Regions from separate parts of the Homo sapiens genome. Here region 2 is linked to region 1. A link is an interaction called in ENCODE POLR2A ChIA-PET data of the cell type or tissue named here. Cell type or tissue: Panc1. All regions are shown on one strand. Links, peaks and the distances in the headings refer to the core of each region. The heading gives the core; the rest is flanking DNA.

What was found. Peaks named below come from ENCODE experiments on the same cell type or tissue, not always from the same donor. Only the 100,000 strongest peaks of a DNase experiment are listed, where the experiment ranks them.
Region 2: POLR2A ChIA-PET joins it to region 1 with 9 read pairs; 1 of 35 experiments calls an interaction of 5 or more read pairs at or near these places.

Annotation. Positions count from the first base shown.
Region 1 is chr3:141,977,449-141,987,504 of GRCh38, forward strand. It overlaps TFDP2 (transcription factor Dp-2), which reads right to left. Exons shown (of 13, transcript NM_001178139.2): 7 at 1,072-1,234. Among named protein-coding and RNA genes, the nearest start is that of ATP1B3, 110 kb to the left of the region's middle. In Panc1, for the core only: no CTCF peak of the experiment used is centred there; a DNase peak (open chromatin) is centred at 1,753; H3K27ac peaks cover 1,312 bases.
Region 2 is chr3:142,803,531-142,813,586 of GRCh38, forward strand. TRPC1 (transient receptor potential cation channel subfamily C member 1) reads left to right here. Exons shown (of 13, transcript NM_001251845.2): 11 at 447-648; 12 at 906-1,100; 13 at 2,478-4,358. The coding sequence ends at 2,705. Among named protein-coding and RNA genes, the nearest start is that of PCOLCE2, 81 kb to the right of the region's middle. RefSeq lists an enhancer at 4,597-4,891. In Panc1, for the core only: no CTCF peak of the experiment used is centred there; a DNase peak (open chromatin) is centred at 4,791; H3K27ac peaks cover 709 bases.

The DNA of each region.
Region 1 (10,056 bases), core at 1,234-9,233:
GAGGCAGAGCCTTGCCATTTTTGGTCCCAGCTACTCAGGATGCTGAGGCACAAGCATCACTTGAACCTGGGAAGTAGAGGTTTCATTGAGCCGAAACTGCACCACTGTATTCCATTTATTTGAGACTCTGCCAGACAACTGAATTTTTTATAAACATATTTATGTATTCCTTTTCCAATTAAAAATAAAATTTTCTTGTTGACTTAGACATTGAAGAAACAATAAGATTCAGAAACAATAAAAAATTATTGGATAGGCGACCAATTTTTTTTTTCTTTTTGAGACGGAGTCTCACTCTGTCGCCCAGGCTGGAGTACAGTGGTGCGATCTTGGCTTACTGCAACCTCCGCCTCCCAGGTTCAAGCAATTCTCCTGCCTCAGCCTCCTGAGTAGCTGGGATTACAGGCACATGCCACCATGCCTGGCTAATTTTTTGTATTTTTAGTAGAGACAGGGTTTCACAGTGTTAGCCAGGATGGTCTCGATCTCCTGACCTCATGATCCACCCACCTCAGACTCCCAAAGTGCTGGGATTACAGGCGTGAGCCACCGCGCCTGGCCAAATATTTTTTAAATGTTAAAAAAAAACAAAAAAAAACAAAAAAAACAACTAAGGCTGGGTACAGTGGCTCACGCCTGTAATCCCAGCACTTTGGAAGGCCAAGGCAGGTGGATCACCTGAGGTCAGGAGTTTGAGACCAGCCTGGCCAACATGGTGAAACACTGTCTCTACTAAAAATACAAAAATTGGCTGGGAATGGTGGTGTGCGCCTGTAATCCCAGCTACGCGGGAGGCTGAGTCACAAGAATAGCTTGAACCTGGGAGGCAGAGGTTGCAGTGAGCCGAGATCGCGCCACTGAACTCCAGCCTGGGCGACAGAGTGAGGTTCCGCCTAAAAAACAAAAAAAAAGGAATTCCCTCCAAAATAAAACTCAACAACAACAAAAAATCCCCCAAAATAAAGGATAAAACCCTCAAGTATAGTCGTGATTCCTCAAATCTATAACAAAGATAACACAAAGAAGTAGCATCATCCATCAAAATCAATGTCAGGTTCATGATTTACATACCGAATCAGCAGCCAAATGGTTATTTGAATTGGTGAACTCTGACACCAGCTCATCAGCGACTTCATTGTACGATGTTGTACCTTTTCGTTGAACTTTCTCACACACTTTCATTGAAAAGTGTCTCAAGCCTTTCCCATTTTTATCTCCTTTTTTGCTTCGTTTACTAGAAGGGAAAAAAGTTTTTTTTACTCCATTATACATATTAGAGACTTTCTTTACAAATCTCTGTAAGATAATGCAAGAAGACAGTAATTTAAGTTTTACTTCAAGTGTCAAAAATTTAAATTGAATAGAGATGAGAAAATGTTTATTTAAACTTACTTTTTGCCTTAAAGGTCTAATAAAGTATAAAGTTAGAGTGTTTTTCTATGCACAGCATTTATTTATTCAACAAATATTTATTGACCAGTTACTATTCTATGCCGGATACTGTTATTGACACTGAGAATAAGTCAGTGAAAAAACACAAAAACTCTGCCCTTGTACAGCTAACAGACTTATCTTTTCCTACTCTATGTAGATTATAGTTTTTTACTGAAATTAAAACTATAGTCATTTGCCACATAAGGACATTTCAGTCAATGATGGGCCGCATATACAACAGTAGTCCAATAAGATTACAATGGAGCTGAAAAATTCTCATTGCCTAGTGATGTAACCATCGTAATGGTTAATGTGAGTAATAATGCATTACTCACATGTTTGTGGTGATGCTGGCAAACAAACCTACTGCTCTGCCAGTCCTATAAAAGTCTAGCACATGCAATTATGGACAGTACATAATACTTGATAATGATAATAAATGACTATGTTACTGGTTTCTGTATTTACTAAACTATACTTTTCATCATTACTTTAGAGCGTACTTCTTCAAATTATAAATTAAAGTTAACTGTAAAAAGCCTCAGGCAATCCTTCAGGAGGTATCCAGAAGAACGCATTGTTATCACAGGAAATGACAGCTCCATGTGTGTTACTGCCCCTGAAGACCTTCCAGTAGGACAAAATGTGGAGGTGGAGGACAGTGATATTGATGATCTTGACCCCCCTGTAGGCCTAGGATAGTGTGTCTCAGTTTCCTTTTTTGGAGAGAGAGTTTCGCTCTATCCCCTAGGCTGGAGTGCAGTGGTGTGATCTCAGCTCACTGCAACCTCCGCCTCCCAGGTTCAAGCGATTCTCCTGCCTCAGCCTCCCGAGTAGCTGGGATTACAGGTGTGCACCACCACACCTGGCTAATTTTTGTACTTTTAGTAGAGACGGGGTTTCATCATGTTGGCCAGGCTGTTCCAGAACTCCTGACCTCAGGTGATCTGCCTGCCTCGGCCTCCCAAAGTGCTGGGATTACAGGCGTGAGCCACTGCGCCTGGCCCTCTGTCTCAGTTTTCTGTTTTTGGGTTTTTTTTTTTGGATTCAGGGTCTCACTCTGTTGCCCGGGCTAGAGTGCAGTGGTGCCGTCATGGCTCACTGCAGCCTAAACCTCCTGTGCTCAAGTGATCCTTCCACCTCAGCCTTCCAAGTAGTTAGAATTACAGGTGCATGTCACCATGCCTCGCTAATTTCTTTTTTGTAGAGACAGGGTCTCATTATGTTGCCCAGGCTGCTCTTGAACTCCTGACCTCAAGTGATCCCTCCCATCTCAGCTTCCCAAAGTGTTGGGTTATAAGTGTGAGCCACCCTGCCCAGCCACGTCTCAGTGTTCAACAAAAAAGTTTCAAAAGTAAAAAAAAAAAAAAAAAATTAGAAATTAAAAAACAAACAGAAAAAAGCTTATGGAATAAGGATATAAAGAAAATATTTTTGTACAGCTGTACAATGTGTAATGATTAATCAGGGTAATTGGGGTATCCGTCATCTCAAGCCTTTATTGTTTCTTTGTATTAGGAACATTCCAATTCCATTCCTCTAGTTACTTAAAATATACAATCAATTGTTGTTAACTACAGCAACCTATTGTACTACCAAATACTAGATATTATTCATTGTATCTAAGTGTATTTTTGGACCCATTAATATGTTTGTGTTTTTTTTGTTTGTTTGTTTTGAGAAAGAGTCTCACTCTATCCCCTAGGCTGGAGTGCAGTGGTATGATCTCAGCTCACTGAGAAACCCGGGTTCAAGTGATTCTCCTGCTTCAGCCTCCCGAGTAGCTGGCATTACAGGCGCCTACCCCCATGACTGGCTAATTTTTGTAGTTTTAGTAGAGATGGGGTTTCACCATGTTGGTCAGGCTGGTCTCGAACTCCTGACCTCAAGTGATCCATCCGCCTTGGCCTCCCAAAGTGCTGGGATTACAGATGTGAACCACTGCTCCTGGCCAATATTGTTTGTGTTTTAAGTCAAGTGTTACTACACGAGTAAAACAGTTTGAGAACATTAAAAAGTTTATAAAGTAAAAAATTTATAGTAAGCTAAGGTTAACTTATTATTGAAGAAGAAAAAAATCTTTTTAAAATAAATTACTGTAGCCTAAGTATACAGTGATTATAAAGTCTAAAGTAGTGTGCAGTAAATTCCTAGGCCTTCACATTCACTCACCACTCACTGACTCACCCAGAGCAACTTCCAGTCCTGCAAGCTCCATTCATGAAAAGTGCACTATAAAGGTGTATCATTAAAAAAAATCTTTTACAAGGTATTTTTACTCTACTTTTTTCTATGTTTAGGTATGTTTAAATACACAAATACTTATCACTGTGTTACAATGACCTATAGTATTCAAACCAGTAACATGCTGTGCAGGTTTATAGCCTCGGGGCAATAGGCTATACCAAGTACCTAAGTGTGTAGCAGGCTATACCACCCTGGGTTTGGGTAAGTACATTGATGATGTTCACACAACGATGAAATCGCCTAATGAAGCCTTTCTCAGAACATAGCCCCTCATTAAGTGATGTGGGACTGTGAATATATTTACTGATAAATAATTTACATGTTCTATGTTATGTACATAGAAAGAGATACTAAACATGCAGTTTTAAAAGGAATATGAGAAAAGGATATCTACTCTCCTTTCCCTACATTCCCAAAGAGTTGTGTATGCATCCCTTGTGATAGTATAGGACAGCATACTTATCTTACCTCACAGACTACTTATTTGAAATAATGTGAAATCACTAAAATATATTGAATGGTATTAAGTAGTGGAGTAGAATGGTGACATTTTCAGTTAGGCAGACATTCTCACTGCAAAGCAGATTTTGGAATCAGAATTAGTAACAGTAGAAGTGAAATTTATGAGGCAAAAGCAGAGACACAAAGACCAACTGAGAGGGTATTGCAATAGTCCAGGTAAGAGAATATGAATCCCCAAACTGGAGCTGTGGTAGGGCAGGAGATAAAAAGATGGATTTACAAAATTTTAAAAGACAAAAAATCAATAAAATTGTCTGAAGTGGAGGGTAAGGAAGAGAGGAATAGTAGAATGACCTCTAGAAAGAAGGGTCATTTACTGAGATCGAAGAGATGAATTAAATTTATGAGTTGCATTTTAAACCTCCTAATCAGCACTGTCCAATACCCCTAGGCATAACTCACATGTGGCTATTGAATACTTGAAATGTGGGAAGTGTGAATTGAGATATGTCGTAAGTTTAACACACTGGATTTTAAATACTTAATATAAGGAATGAATGTAAAATACCTCACTAGTGATTTTTATATTTAATTACACACTGAAATACAATATTTTGGATATATTGGACTAAATTAAAAATATTAAAATTAACTTCAGATATTTATTTTCTTTTAAAATTTCTATTGGGCAGAAATAATGTTGTGTATGGGATTATATAGCCAGGAAAAGAACTGGTTAATGGCTTAAAGTAAATAAATTTCTCAACTTAGTGGTTATATGCTTTTTTCTTCTTCTTTTTTTTTAAAAGACTACTCAAGTAGTCTTTACCCCCTACTCAAGTAGGGGGTAAAGTGTAGAACAAGGAGTTTGATCTGTGTTCAACTGATTGTGAACCATCAATTGAGATAACTCACTACCTTCAGGCCAGCCAGTTACATACTTTTGAAAAGCCAAGAGTGAAGCAGGGTTGTTTTTCATCCAATTCTTGGTCTTTTTGTTAAAGGCAGCAATAAGATAGGGTGGTTTCGGGCAATCACTTAGCTAATTGGCTCTCTATAGTCATACCTGGATAATATTTGTAGTCATACCTGGATAATATTTAAAGGAAGAAACTAAACATAGTCCTTAAGTAGGAACAACTACAATTTTAACAACTATTATAAAACAGTGATGGCTATACTCTTGAAATGTAGATACAAGCCTACATGTAAGAGTTTTATAAAATCAGTTCAGTGCATAAATTGATAATAAACTTGAAGAAAACTTGGTTAAATATCAACATTAGTAAACTATCAGATACATATTTTGAGCAGTTTACTCGATTTAACTCTGATCCACAGTCCTTCATCTGAAAAATGCAGAATACACATCTCACAAGTTGTGAGGATGAAATGCATATAACATATGGTACACTACAAGTGATCTTATCCCCTTCATGAGCTGCTAGAATTTTCATAAGCAATATAAAACCAAAGGGCACTATTCAACAATGGCTGGATCAAGAAATTAAGCTTATTATTTGGAAGGTTAATAGAATATCATGCCAAAACTCAATTAACATCAACATTAAAATTCAACAAAGGAGGTTAAAAGAGTCAACACCTGCCATACACAGATGAGAGATTTGGTCCTGCAACCAATCCAGTAAGCCACTTTGAAAGTTAAGCAAAAAATGTCTCTAGTTAAAGAACACTAAAAGGCAAAAGGCTATATAAAGAATTACAACAAAAAACGAAACAACTCAATTCAAAAATGGGCAAAGGGCCAGGTGCAGTGGCTCGTGCCTGTAATCCCAGCACTTTGGGAGGCCAAGGCAAGTGGATCACTTGAGGTCAGGAGTTAGAGACCAGCCTGGCCAACATGGTGAAACTCCATCTCCACAAAAAAATACAAAAATTAGCTGGACGTGGTGGTACACATCTGTAATCCTAGCTACTTGGGAGGCTGAGGCATGAGAATCACTTGAACCTGGGAGGCAAAGGTTGCAGTTCACGCCATCACACGCCAGCCTGGGAGTGAGAATGTCTCAAGAAAAAAAAAAAAAAAGGGCAAAAGACTTAATAGTCATTTATCCAAAGAAGATATACAAATAGCCAAAAAGTACATGAAAAGATGCTCAACGTCACTCATCATTAGAGAAATATAAATCAAAACCATAATGAGATGCCACTACATACCCATTAGAATGGCTATTAAAAAAACAAAAACTGAAAACGAGAAAGTGTTGGAGAGGATGTAGAGAAACTGCACCCATTATGCACTGCTGGTGGAAATATAAAATGATACAGCCACTGTGGAAAACAATATGGCAATTTCTCAAAAAAAGTAAACATAGAATTACCATATGATCCAGTAATTTCACTTTTGGGTATACACCCAGATGAATCTGAAAGCAGGAACAACAGATATTTGTACACCCATGCTCATAGCACCATTATTCACAATAGGTAAAATGTGGAAGCAACCCAACTGCCCACCAATGAATGGATAAACAGATAAAATGTGGTATATACATATAATGAAATACATTCATCCTTAAAAAGGAATAAAATTCTGATACATACTACACTACAGATGAACTGTGAAGACATAAGTGACATAAGCCAGACATAAAAAGATAAATATTGGGTTGGGTGTGGTGGCTCACACCTGTAATCCCAGCACTTTGGGAGGCCGAGGTAGGCGGATCATGAGGTCAAGAGATCAAGACCATCCTGGCCAACGTGGTGAAACCCCGTTTACTAAAAATACAAAAATTAGCTGGTGTGGTGGCGCGTGCCTGTAGTCTCAGCTACTTGGGAGGCTGAGGCAGAAGAACTGCTTGAACCCAGGAGGCAGAGGTTTTAGTGAGCCGAGATCACGCCACCGTACACGCCTGGCGACAGAGCGAAACTCCGTCTCAAAAAAAAAATAAAAAGATATTGTATGATTCCACTTATATGAAATCAAATTATAGTCAAAATCATAGAAAGTAGAACAGAGGGATTGTGGGGGAGTGGTAAATGTAGTGTTGTTGCTTCATGGGGACAGAGTTTCAATATGGGATGATGAAAAAGTTCTCAAGATGGATAGTGGTGATAGTTGCCCAACAATTTATTATTTCTCCATGGTTCTTTTGGTTTTGAACTGACTTATGTTTTGTTGTCTTTGATGCTTAAGTTTTGATGATTTCATGGCTTTATTAGCCAGTGTATTTCTGCAAATAAGATGCTGTAGTTTATGTATTATGTATTTCATCATCAATTATGGCTACAAAACCAAATTCAATATGAGAGGGGGTCATGTTTCTGAGCAAAACTAATACAAACTCTATTGTATTCATTTTACTGTTCTTCTTCTTTTTTTTTACATTGCTCCTTGTGGAGCAGGACTACCCCATAGGCAACGTGCCCAGAGTAGCCTGTTCTTCATTCTTTAAGTTACTTCCATTGTCACATCTGGTTAACTACTACTGCTGCCACCTTCAGAATAGGTATGCCTTTTCTTGAAAAAAATAGTTCAGGATGCTTATCTCACCATTAGAAAATGAGGATTAAAATAAAAGTTTACTTTTCTAATTTAGCTGATAATTTTAAATAATAAACCCAGGCTTGTTTGAAAAATTAAAATAACTGTAAAAATGTTATAAAAATAAATGTCAAAAATCCCTATTTTGGCCAAGCACAGTGGCTCAAGTCTATAATCCTAGCACTTTAGGAGGCCGAGGCAGGCAGATCGCCTGAGCCCAGCATTTCAAGACCAGGCTGGGCAACATAGTGAGACCTCATCTCTACAAAAAATGTAAAAATTAGTCAGGTGTGGTGATATATGCCAGCTACTCAGGAGGCTGAGGCAGGAGGATTGCTTGTGCCTAGGAGGTCAAGGCTGTAGTGAGCCATGACTGCGCCACTGCACTCCAGCCTGGGAGACAGAGCAAGACGCTGTCTCAAAAAAAAAAAAAAAAAAAAAAAACACCTATTTTTTCTTCATAGATTTTCTATATGCTTCTGGGTTACATTTGACAAATTAACCTTAATAAAAATTAACTCAAAGCAAAGACCTAAATGTAAGAGCTAAACCTATCAAACTCTTAGAAGAAAACGTAGGTGTTAAGTCTTTGTGACCTTGGATTAGGCAAAGATGTTTTAGATATATGACACAAAAGCATAAGTAACACAAGAAAAAAATAAGTTAATTAAACATCAAAATTAAAAACATTTGTGCCTCAAAAGACACCATTAAGAATGAAAGGTCAATTCACAGATTGGAGAAAAACTCTGCAAATCATGTATTTAATAAGGGATTTCCATCTAGAATATACAAGGAATGCAAATCAAAATGCTTTGAGTTAATTTTTATTAATGAGGTACCATTTCACAAGAAGTGTTAGCAAAAACGTGGAGAAACTGGAATACTCATACATTGTTTATGGGAATGTAAAACGGTACAGCCACTTTGGAAAACAGTCTAGCCATACTCAAAAGGGCTAAACAAAGAGTAACTGTATGACCCAGCAATTCCACTCCTTAGTCTGAGCTTAGTCTATAAAAGATGGCTAGGAATACACCACAGGAGCCCACAACATGAGGAAGAAAGCTTTCCTTTTCTTCTTATGTAGTCCTGTCCCATCGTCTAGTGACTTACAGCCTACAAGTTGAGAGTTACCTGGCTACAGTGTTTAACTTCTTCCTGAGTTTTTAAATGCAAATTTTCATTGACGTACATAACACATAAAGAAAAGTACGCAAACCAACTGTGTTAAGTGTCTCCTTCTAGTTACAGTTCCACCCAAACCCAACACCTCAAGAATATCTGTTACCATGACTTCTATTATAGTTTTCCCTATTTTGAACTTTAAATTAAAATCATATAGTATGTACCCTTTTGTATCTGACAACACTATTTGAGAGATTCATTCACACTTTTCATGTGACTGTATTTCATTCATTTCATTGTATGAATACATTGCAATTCATTCATCCATTCTGCAGATGGGCATTTGGTTTGTTTCTAGTTGAAGGCTAATAGTGTTTCTATAAACTTTCTTGTACATGTTTTTGGTGAATGTGTGCACAAATTTCTGTTGAGCATACACAAGGAACAGAATTGATGAGTTACGGGTATGTGTACATTCAACTTCAGCAGACACTGCTAACTCCCAAAATGACTGTACCAGTTTTTCCTGCCACCAGCAGTGTATGAGCATTCTAGATGCTTCATATCCTTGCCAAACTTAGCACTGTCTATCCTTTTCATTGTAGCCATTCTGATGGATGTAAAGTGGTATTGCACTGTGGTTTTCATTTGCATTTTTCTAATGATTAATGCTGATAAGCACTTTTTCATGTTTACTGGCCCGTTTGTATTTTTTGCTAGAATAAAAAAATTCTGTTCATTTTTATATGCCCTTATATCCAGCAACCTTGCTAAATTCATTTTTCTCATAAATTGTCTGTAGATTCTTTTGTTTTTTCTTGGTATACAATCACATCATCTGCAAATAGTGCCATTTTATTTCTTCATTTACAATTCTTTTATTAAGGCTTTCCATTTTGTTTCTTGGCTTACTGCACTAGCAAGAATTTCCACTACAATACTGAATAGAGGTGGTGATTAACTAGGGATTCTCCTTGTTTCTTATGCCAAGTTGAAAGCTTTTTATTCACTACTAAATGTAATGTTTGCTGTCAGATTTGTGTGTGTGTGTGTGTGTGTGTGTGTGTGTGTTTTAGCCAGAGTCTCACTCTGTCACCCAGGCTGCAGTACAGTGGTGTGATCTCTGCTCACTGCAGCCTCTGCCTCCAGGTTCAGGCAATTCTCCTGCCTCAGCCTCCTGAGTAGCTGGGACTACAGGTGCATCCTGCCACGCCCAGCTAATGTTTTGTATTTTTAGTAGAGACTGGGTTTCACCATGTTGCCCAGGCTGGTGTCGA
Region 2 (10,056 bases), core at 694-8,693, 830 kb after region 1:
AATCCAATTAGATATTAGCAAATCATATAGGCTGCCTTGTTGAGAACAGACAGAAATGAAGTCAGAAGGGTAATGGGGATCATGTAGGACTTTTTTGCCCTTGTAAGGATTTTGAGTTGTTGAGATTGAGAGTCATTTGAAGGTTTTGAGCAGAGGTGTGACAAAATCTAATTAGATGTTAACAAATCATATAGGCTGCCTTGTTGAGAACAGAAAGAAAGGCAGCAAGGGGTTAAACAGTTACAAATAATTTATCTTCCTTAGGGTCTCTTTGTTTAAATTTAAAGTAAGGCATATCAGTACTGTGGAAGTCAACATCATTTTTAAATAAGGAACTTTTCATGGATTATCAATGTTTTATTTAAATAATTTTGATATAAACAAATGATTCATTTTTGCTAATTTCTTTAATTGCCTTTTAAACAGAAATGCAATTGTCTTTACAGGTTCATTGGCACCTGCTTTGCTTTGTTCTGGTATATTTTCTCCTTAGCGCATGTGGCAATCTTTGTCACAAGATTTAGCTATGGAGAAGAACTGCAGTCCTTTGTGGGAGCTGTCATTGTTGGTACATACAATGTCGTGGTTGTGATTGTGCTTACCAAACTGCTGGTGGCAATGCTTCATAAAAGCTTTCAGTTGATAGCAGTAAGTTCATTCTTTTAAAAACTTTATATTCTCCTCAGACCATACTAAGTGCATACAATAGATAAGATAGCCAAAGATTATAAGATTATAAGAATTGAAAAATAGTATTTTTAAATTAAATATAGATTTTTAAAATGTAAGTAATGTATAATAATTGCAAATGTTGAACAAAATTTTTCTGCAAGGTGTGGAAACATCCCCCATATTTGTGTGTGTATTAATATTCTAGTTTGCTTTTTAATTTGCCTTTTATATAGAATCATGAAGACAAAGAATGGAAGTTTGCTCGAGCAAAATTATGGCTTAGCTACTTTGATGACAAATGTACGTTACCTCCACCTTTCAACATCATTCCCTCACCAAAGACTATCTGCTATATGATTAGTAGCCTCAGTAAGTGGATTTGCTCTCATACATCAAAAGGCAAGGTCAAACGGCAAAACAGTTTAAAGGTAAGAAATTAGAAGCTTGAATGGCAACATAAAAGTTTTAACAATTCCTAATCTCAGATATTTCTTAAAGCGTAAGTATGCAGGTTCCCTAAGGGCTGTGACTGTCTGACTTTTTTTCACTGCTATATACCCTAATGTACGGCATCGCATCCAACATAAAGTAAGGATTCAATAAATACTATTGAGAGTGAGAGGGCTGGGTGCGGTGGCTCACGCTTGTAATCCCAGCACTTTGGGAGGCTGAGGCAAGCACATCATCACTTGAGGTCAGGAGTTTGAGACCAGCCTGGTGAAACCCCATCTCTACTAAAAACACAAAAACTAGCTGAGTGTGGTGGCACATGCCTGTAGTCCCAGCTACTCAGGAGGCTGAGGCAGGAGAATTGCTTGAACCCAGGAGGTGGAGGTTGCAGTGAGCCAGGATCATGCTACTGCACTCCAGCTTGGGTGACAGAGCGAGACTCCACCTCAGAACAAACAAACAAACAAATATATATATACACACACACACACACACACACACACACACACACACACACATATAATTATTAAGAATGGGAGATAGTACTGAGATTTTTTTTTTTACTTTTCAGATTCCTCCAATATATAAAATTTCATCTCATAGTTTTAAAACATGGGAAATATTCAAAATACCCATTCTGTCACTGTAGCTAAAGAATGACTACTAGAATCAGCTCATATTTTTCTGGTTCTTCTTGAAAGTTATTCAATACATCAATAATTCAATATATGTTACTATAAACCAGGGGTTGGGACATTTTTTCTGTAAAGGTCCAGATAGTAAATACTTTACACTTTTCAGGCTGAGACAAAATCAGAGATATTGTAAGCAGTGATACAGTAAGAGAGAAAACAAATTTTCACAAAACTTTTATTGATAAAAGTCAAAATATAACAATAACAGTAATAACTTTTTAAATATAGGTCTACTAGTGAAAAGAATGGAGTTCCTTTTGGGAGGGGATAAAATTTCACTTAACTAGAGTTTAAAATTAGTGTTATTATCAATTGATGATAAATGTTCATCTGTAAAATCTATTCTTAGCTCACAGGCTGTAAAGTCAGGATATGGACCATATTTGGCTTGTGGGTTGTAGTTTGCCAATCCCTGCTATAAACTAAGGATTCCTAAGACTAATTTTTTTCAATCAAGATAAGCATAAAATTAAATTCATTAAACAAATATGCAGGCTATATTTGTTTTAAACAAGTGTTGAATATTATACCATGTAGTAGAAAAACTATAGTCTAATAAAGCATTTAAAGATGTGTTTGTGTCTGTGAATATATTTTTGAACTCTACCTCATTTAAATATCGTTTCTGCATATCCTTAGTATCATATTGTTGTTTTGAAGGAATGGAGGAATTTGAAACAGAAGAGAGATGAAAACTATCAAAAAGTGATGTGCTGCCTAGTGCATCGTTACTTGACTTCCATGAGACAGAAGATGCAAAGTACAGATCAGGCAACTGTGGAAAATCTAAACGAACTGCGCCAAGATCTGTCAAAATTCCGAAATGAAATAAGGGATTTACTTGGCTTTCGGACTTCTAAATATGCTATGTTTTATCCAAGAAATTAACCATTTTCTAAATCATGGAGCGAATAATTTTCAATAACAGATCCAAAAGACTATATTGCATAACTTGCAATGAAATTAATGAGATATATATTGAAATAAAGAATTATGTAAAAGCCATTCTTTAAAATATTTATAGCATAAATATATGTTATGTAAAGTGTGTATATAGAATTAGTTTTTTAAACCTTCTGTTAGTGGCTTTTTGCAGAAGCAAAACAGATTAAGTAGATAGATTTTGTTAGCATGCTGCTTGGTTTTCTTACTTAGTGCTTTAAAATGTTTTTTTTTATGTTTAAGAGGGGCAGTTATAAATGGACACATTGCCCAGAATGTTTTGTAAAATGAAGACCAGCAAATGTAGGCTGATCTCCTTCACAGGATACACTTGAAATATAGAAGTTATGTTTTAAATATCTCTGTTTTAGGAGTTCACATATAGTTCAGCATTTATTGTTTAGGAGTATAATTTTATTTTATCTAAAATAATAGTCTATTTTTTCTTTTGTATTTTGTTATAATCTTAAGCAACAAAGAAAAAACCCTAATATTTGAATCTATTTATGTCTTTCAATTTAAATTCACTTCAGTTTTTGTTATTGTAATATATTTACTTTTACATGGTTATAATCACTTTATATTTTTAATGTTTTTTTCACTTAATATTTTATATATACATTTCCATGTATTGATGTAGTTAGTCCACATTTAAATTTTTATAGAATTATATAGTTTTTGAAAAATACAGTCAGTAGATGTTTTATTTTTTAGCTATTCAGTTATGTTTATAAGTTTGCATAGCTACTTCTCGACATTTGGTTTGTTTTAATTTTTTTGTATCATAATAGTCCTATTTTTTTTTCAAGTTGGAGTGAATGTTTTTAGTTTTAAGATAGATAGGAGACACTTTTTTATCACATGTAGTCACAACCTGTTTTGTTTTTGTAAAACATAGGAAGTCTCTTTAATGCAATGATTTGTTTTATATTTGGACTAAGGTTCTTGAGCTTATCTCCCAAGGTACTTTCCATAATTTAACACAGCTTCTATAAAAGTGACTTCATGCTTACTTGTGGATCATTCTTGCTGCTTAAGATGAAAAGCATTGGTTTTTTAAAATTAGAGAATAAAATATGTATTTAAATTTTTGGTGTGTTCACATAAAGGGATGTAGCTAAAATGTTTTCATAGGCTATTATATATTCTCGCAGCATTTCCAGTTAAGAGGATATTAGGTATATAATTCTCTTCTTAACCGAATGTCAGATGGTCTTACGCCACAGGGTGCAGGTAACCCTTGGTCTGTAAGCACCACCGATCCAGGGATCATTGTCTAAATAGGTTACTATTGTTTGTTTCATCTTGCTTTTGCATTTTTATTTTTTAATTTCCAAATTTTAAGTGTTCCCTCTTTGGGGCAAATTCTTATAAAAATGTTTATTGTAAAGTTATATATTTTGTCTACGATGGGATTATGCACTTCCCAATTGGGATTTTACATCTGGATTTTTAGTCATTCTAAAAAACACCTAATTATTAAAACATTTATAGAGTGCCTACTGTATGCATGAGTTGAGTTGCTTCTGAGGTACATTTTGAATGACAGCATATTGTAAGAAAAAAAAAGGTGAATAAAATTTGACATTAGATTATAAATGGAGTCTGTTCATTGTATTACCAATTTTAAAAAGTTGAGATATACAGTAGTCCCCCTTTATCTATCTGCAGTTTCACTTTCCATGGTTTCAGTTACCCACAGTCAATCATAATCTAAAAATATTGAATGAAAAATTCCAGAAATAATTCTTGAAGTTTTTTTTATTTTTTAGAGACAGAGTGTCTCTTTGCCCAGGCTCACTCTGCAGTGGCATGATCATAGCTCACTGCAGCCTCGAACTCCTGGTCTCAAGCAATCCTCCTGCCTCAGCCTCCCAAATTGCTGGGATTACAAGTGTTAGCCTCCATGCTCAGACAGTTCTTAAGTTCTAAGTTGTTCACTGTTGTTCTGAGTCACATGATGAAATCTCATGCCATCCTGCCTGGGCGTGAATCATCCCTTTGTTCAGCATATTCACAGTATACACTATCCACCACTGAATCACTTAGCATCATTCTCTGTTATCAGATCGACGGTCATGGCATCCCACTGCTTGTGTAACCCTTGCTTTATGTGTAACCCTAATTTTACTTTATAATGGCCCCAAAGTGCAAGAGTTGTGATGCAGGCAATTCAAATACGCCAAAGAGAAGCTGTAGCCTGCTTCCTTTAAGTGCAAAGGTGAAAGCTCTTGACTTAAGGAACTTCAGGAAAGAGAAAAAATGTATCTGTGGTAACATCTACAGTAAGAACGAATCTTTTGTCTGGGAAATTGTGAAAAAGAAAAAAAAAAATCTGTGCTAATTTTGCTGTTACACCTGAAACTGCAAAAGTTACAGCCACAGTGTGGGAAGTGCTTAGTTAAGATGTAAAAGGCGTTAAATTTGTGGGTGGACAGTATGAACAGAAACGTGTTCCAGTTGACGGCAATTGGGCTCAGTAGTATCTGTGGTTTCAGGCATCCACTGGGGTGTTGGAACATATCCCCTGTGGATAAGGGGGGACTACTCTACCATGTTTTGAAATAATCTGTCAAAGACCTGTATGTGAACATTTATAGAAGCTATATTCATGGTGTCAAACTGAGAACAACCAAATGTCCATTAACTAGTGACTGGATCAGCAAATTGTAAATCCATACAATGACAATTTATTCAGCAGTAAAAAGGAATTGTATCAGTCACAATCAGAGAAACAGAGCTACTAGGATATTTGCAGGCACACATGTATGTGTGTGTATAGTGATTTGTTTACAGGGATCTGACATTACACAACTGTTGGAGTTGGTAAGCAGTCTCTGTAAGTCCCTGTTTTTTTATCTAATGCTGGAGCAGAGCTGGAAGTCCACAGGGTAGGCAGGTGGGAAGAAAAGATGGATGTCAAGTGGGAGAGATCAGGGACAAGCTAGAACCCATGAAGACAGACCGAGTCCCATGTGACTCCTCACATCTCCAACCTTATGATGTGGTACCCTGTTGGAGAAGTGTTGCCCTTTGCCACTTGCTTTTGCAAGTATGTTACTAAACACTCACTTGGCCCAGGAATCAAGAGAAGCTGAAGCAGGATCCAAGGAAAGGTGGGTCAACTGTAGGCCTGGCTGCTGCCCCACATTAGCAAAGTGAACCAGCAGATAAGTTACAGCACGTGTGAGCTGCAGAAGTGCCCGCATCAAGAACAAAACGGCTGCTGCTTCACTTCTGCTCTCCAGTCTTGCACTAAAATGTCTCTTGTAACTGGAAGCATACAAGAAAGGGAATTTTGGGAAACATAATTAGGCCTAGCCAAGTTGATACATTATAAAGCCACCACAGGAACAAACTGCTGATATATGCAATAGCATGGATGGATTTTAAAAGTAAGTGAAAGAAGCCAGTCACAAAAAGCTACAATACTGTATGGTTCCATTTAGATGACATTCTAGAAAAGACAAAACTATAGGAACTGAAATCAGATCATTGAGTACCAGGGTCTAGTGGTCTAGGAGACAACTGACTGCACAGCTCATCAAACTGTATGCTTAAAAAGAGTGAATTTTAATGTATAGAAATTATGCCTTAATAACCCAGACAAAAAATCTAAAATACAATGCTACAACATACTAAAATAAATAAGAAAATAACAGTGGAATCTTAAAATTCATTACCACTGCCAAAGAAAGCAGTGCTTGCATCTGCAAGTTGGTAGCCCATCACTCACACAGCACAGTGGGGTACAGTAATAAATGCCAAGGTGAATAACTTCGTATTACTTTTTCAAAATTATTTTTGCTATCCAGGTTCTATGATTTTTCATTTAAATTTTGGAATCTATCAATTTCTTAAAAAATAAACGGGATTTTTATTGGAATTGCATTGAAACTAGAGACCACTTTGGGAAGAACTGACGTCTTTACAGTATTGTCTAAACTATCAACATGATGTAGCTTCTCATTTATTTAAGTCTTCCTTAATTTCCCTTAGCAATGTTTTATAGTTTTTAGCATTGAAATCTAATAGCATTATATATTAATAACTAAAAAAATAGAATGAGATTCTACTCACATGCAATCCCAATGAAGACCAGTTTGCTTATCATTTAGTTATGTGTTCAGATTTCAAAGCTTAACATCTTTCCTTAAAGTAACTACAGGTTGTTGTTATTAATTGTTTGAAGGATACAAACCAACTGCTAATCATTGACAGTCTTTCTTAAAAAATGATAAAAGTGGAAGTGCTCTTAATCTTATTAATAAATACTTATTATCTCTTTTCTACCTGATAAAGAAAACTTTCTTTGATTCCTTAGACTTCAAAATTTTTGTTTTCCTCAGAAAATACGTGTATAAAATACCAAATAAATTGAGGGTATAGATCCTGGGAGTAAACCAACTGGGTCTAGTTATTCAGATTACACTAAGAAACTAATAATAGTATCAGGGATAATCACTGCTCTGAATTCCTCATTTATAAGTTAATGTATTAGTTTTCTGGCATCACGGCCCCATTCATAAACAAGCTGTGTTTCTGGAGGATATACTTAGAAGAATTTCCCATTACAGTGCTTCTCTTCATTTGATAATTTCACATTGTTTTTTCCTATTCTGCTCTCCCTGCCCCCAGACTGAAATAAATACTTCAGATATGCAACACATAAATTAGGAAAATTTTTATATACTAGTTGATGCTTTAAAAATAACCATCTTCTGTAATCCCAGCACTTTGGGAGGCTGAGGCGGGTGGATCACAAGGTCAGGAGATCGAGACCATCCTGGCTAACACAGTGAAACGCCATCTCTACTAAAAATACAAAAAAATTAGCCAGGCATGGTGGGGGGGGCCTGTAGTACCAGCTACTCGGGAGGCTGGGGCAGGAGAATGGCATGAACCTGGAAGGCGGAGCTTACAGTGAGTCGCGATCACGCCACTACACTCCAGCCTGGGCGATGAAGCGAGACTCTGTCTCAAAAAAACAAAAAAACAAACAAAAAAAACCATCTTTAAGAGACATGATTTCTGATATAAATTAAATTATAGTAATAAAAGAGGCAAAACAGCAGGTTTGTGTAGGAGGTAAATGTATACTTAAAAAAAAAACAAAAAACAAAAACTACTATCCCAGCCAATCCAATATGTGACACAGTAAGTTCCTTTTTCTTCATCCTGCTACCAAGAATCTGGAAAATTATCTCTCTCTCCCTCTCTCTCCCCACTAGAAAGGTTATTTAATTCATCCTTCAATTTTAGGCAAATTTATTCTTATTGAAAGATAAAATGGGCCGGGCATGGTGGCTCACGCCTGTAATCCCAGCACTTTGGGAGGCCAAAGTGGGTGGATCACCTGAGGTCGGTAGTTTGAGACCAGCATGACCAACATGGAGAAACCCTGACTCTACTAAAAATACAAAATTAGCCTGGCGTGGTGGTGGCGCATGCCTTTAATCCCAGCTACTCCGGAGGCTGAGGCAGGAGAATAGCTTGAACCCGGGAGGTGGAGGTTGTGGTGAGCCGAGATTGCGCCATTGCACTCCAGCCTGGGCAACGAGAGTGAAACTCTGCCTCAAAAAAAAAAAAAAAAAAATGAGATAAAATGATTGAGTGCTGTTTTAAAAATTTTAAGGAGGAAAATGCACAAGCTACCTCAGTAACTCATTCAGAAATTGAATTAATTCTGTGAGGTAATTCAGCTTCTCATTTTAAAATTCATTTCCTCCAATTTTATTTCAACGGAAAAAGCAATCACAATATTTTCTGTGTTTGCTTGAATGCAGATGTTTTCTTCTCCCATCCACCCCCGCTGACCCCAGTGACAGAGTCTCACAATATTTTCCAGGCTGGAAGTACAGTGGCTATTAACAGGTGCCATCATAGCACACTACAGCCTCCAACTCCTGGGCTAAAGAGAACCTCCTACCTCAGCCTCCCAAGTAGCTGGGACTACAGGAGTGTGCTACCACACCCAGCCTCTTTCTTTTGAAAAGCTGTAAAACAAGACCAGGCACAAGAAGGAACAGTTCTCTCATTCTCTTTTGTATCCTCACTCTAAGTATAGTATTAATGTTGAATGGCACAAAGTTATTGAATAAAAATTTAGCCATTATCCGTTAGTGTAAATATTCTAGGAATGACAACTAGTTTATTAAATACTCTTAACAATTGTGTGCTCCAGATCCTATTTTCTCAAACTACATTAAAAGAAAACTTAGATTCCCTACTTCAACCTTCTAATTTAATATACAGGAAAACTAGCATTTTGAGTAATTTGTCCAAGTGTATATACTGACTGGAGATACTGAATTCAATTGATTTTTCCTATCAGTCAATATATATCCAAAAGCTTTCCATTTTTGAATTAGCTTCTCATTGTAGGTTCATCTTGGTCAGCAAACAGAACTTAAGTTCCTACTTTTCTAAATAACTAATTTGTTAAAAACTTTTATGACGAGGGTCAAGCAGAGACCAGCAAGATGAGCAAGAGTTGGAGGAAAAGGATGGACAGGTAGGTAGTGAACATCATAGGAAAGGGGGAGTTAGCCTCAGAAAGTAACAGCCAGACCAGAAGGGACCAGAGTGTTTAAAGCACACAGACTGGTGAATTTTATTTCTGTGCCACTTTCTATCCTAATCAATTTGAATATTCAGCCAGGCGCAGTGGCTCATGCCTGTAATCTCAGCACTTTAGGAGGCCAAGGCAGGTGGATCACCTGAGGTCAGGAGTTTGAGACCAGCCTGGCCAACATAGTGAAACATTAGCTGGGCATGGTGGTGTGCGGCTGTAATCCCAGCTACTCAGGAAGCTGAGGCAGGAGAATAGTTTGAACCTGGGAGGCAGAGGTTGTAGTGAGCCAAAATCACGTCACTGCACTCCAGCCTGGTCAACAGAGTGAAACTCCATCTCAAAAAAAAAAAAAAAGTACATATTCAAGGATCCAGAAACCACTTAAGACCATAAGGGATCTCAGAAAGTATCCAATTCAACTTCATGTTACAGATAAGGAAACTAAAGTTCTCCCATTGCCACACTGTGAATGAGAATCCAAGTCTTTTTCCTTTTCAGCTGGGAGGCTCTTACCTGCATTATGTTACTATTAATATCAGTTTTTTTGTGAGATGAATTAATCAGATATATGAAGTCTTACTTTCAGCTTGTAAATTTTCTTCATAGGTTTCTATACTTAAAAGCTTCATCTCGTTGAAATCTAACCCAATCTTAGTATTAGAATGCTACAGGGACATCATTCAGGCAAAGATGTTTCATTTATATCTAATCAAATTTTAGCCT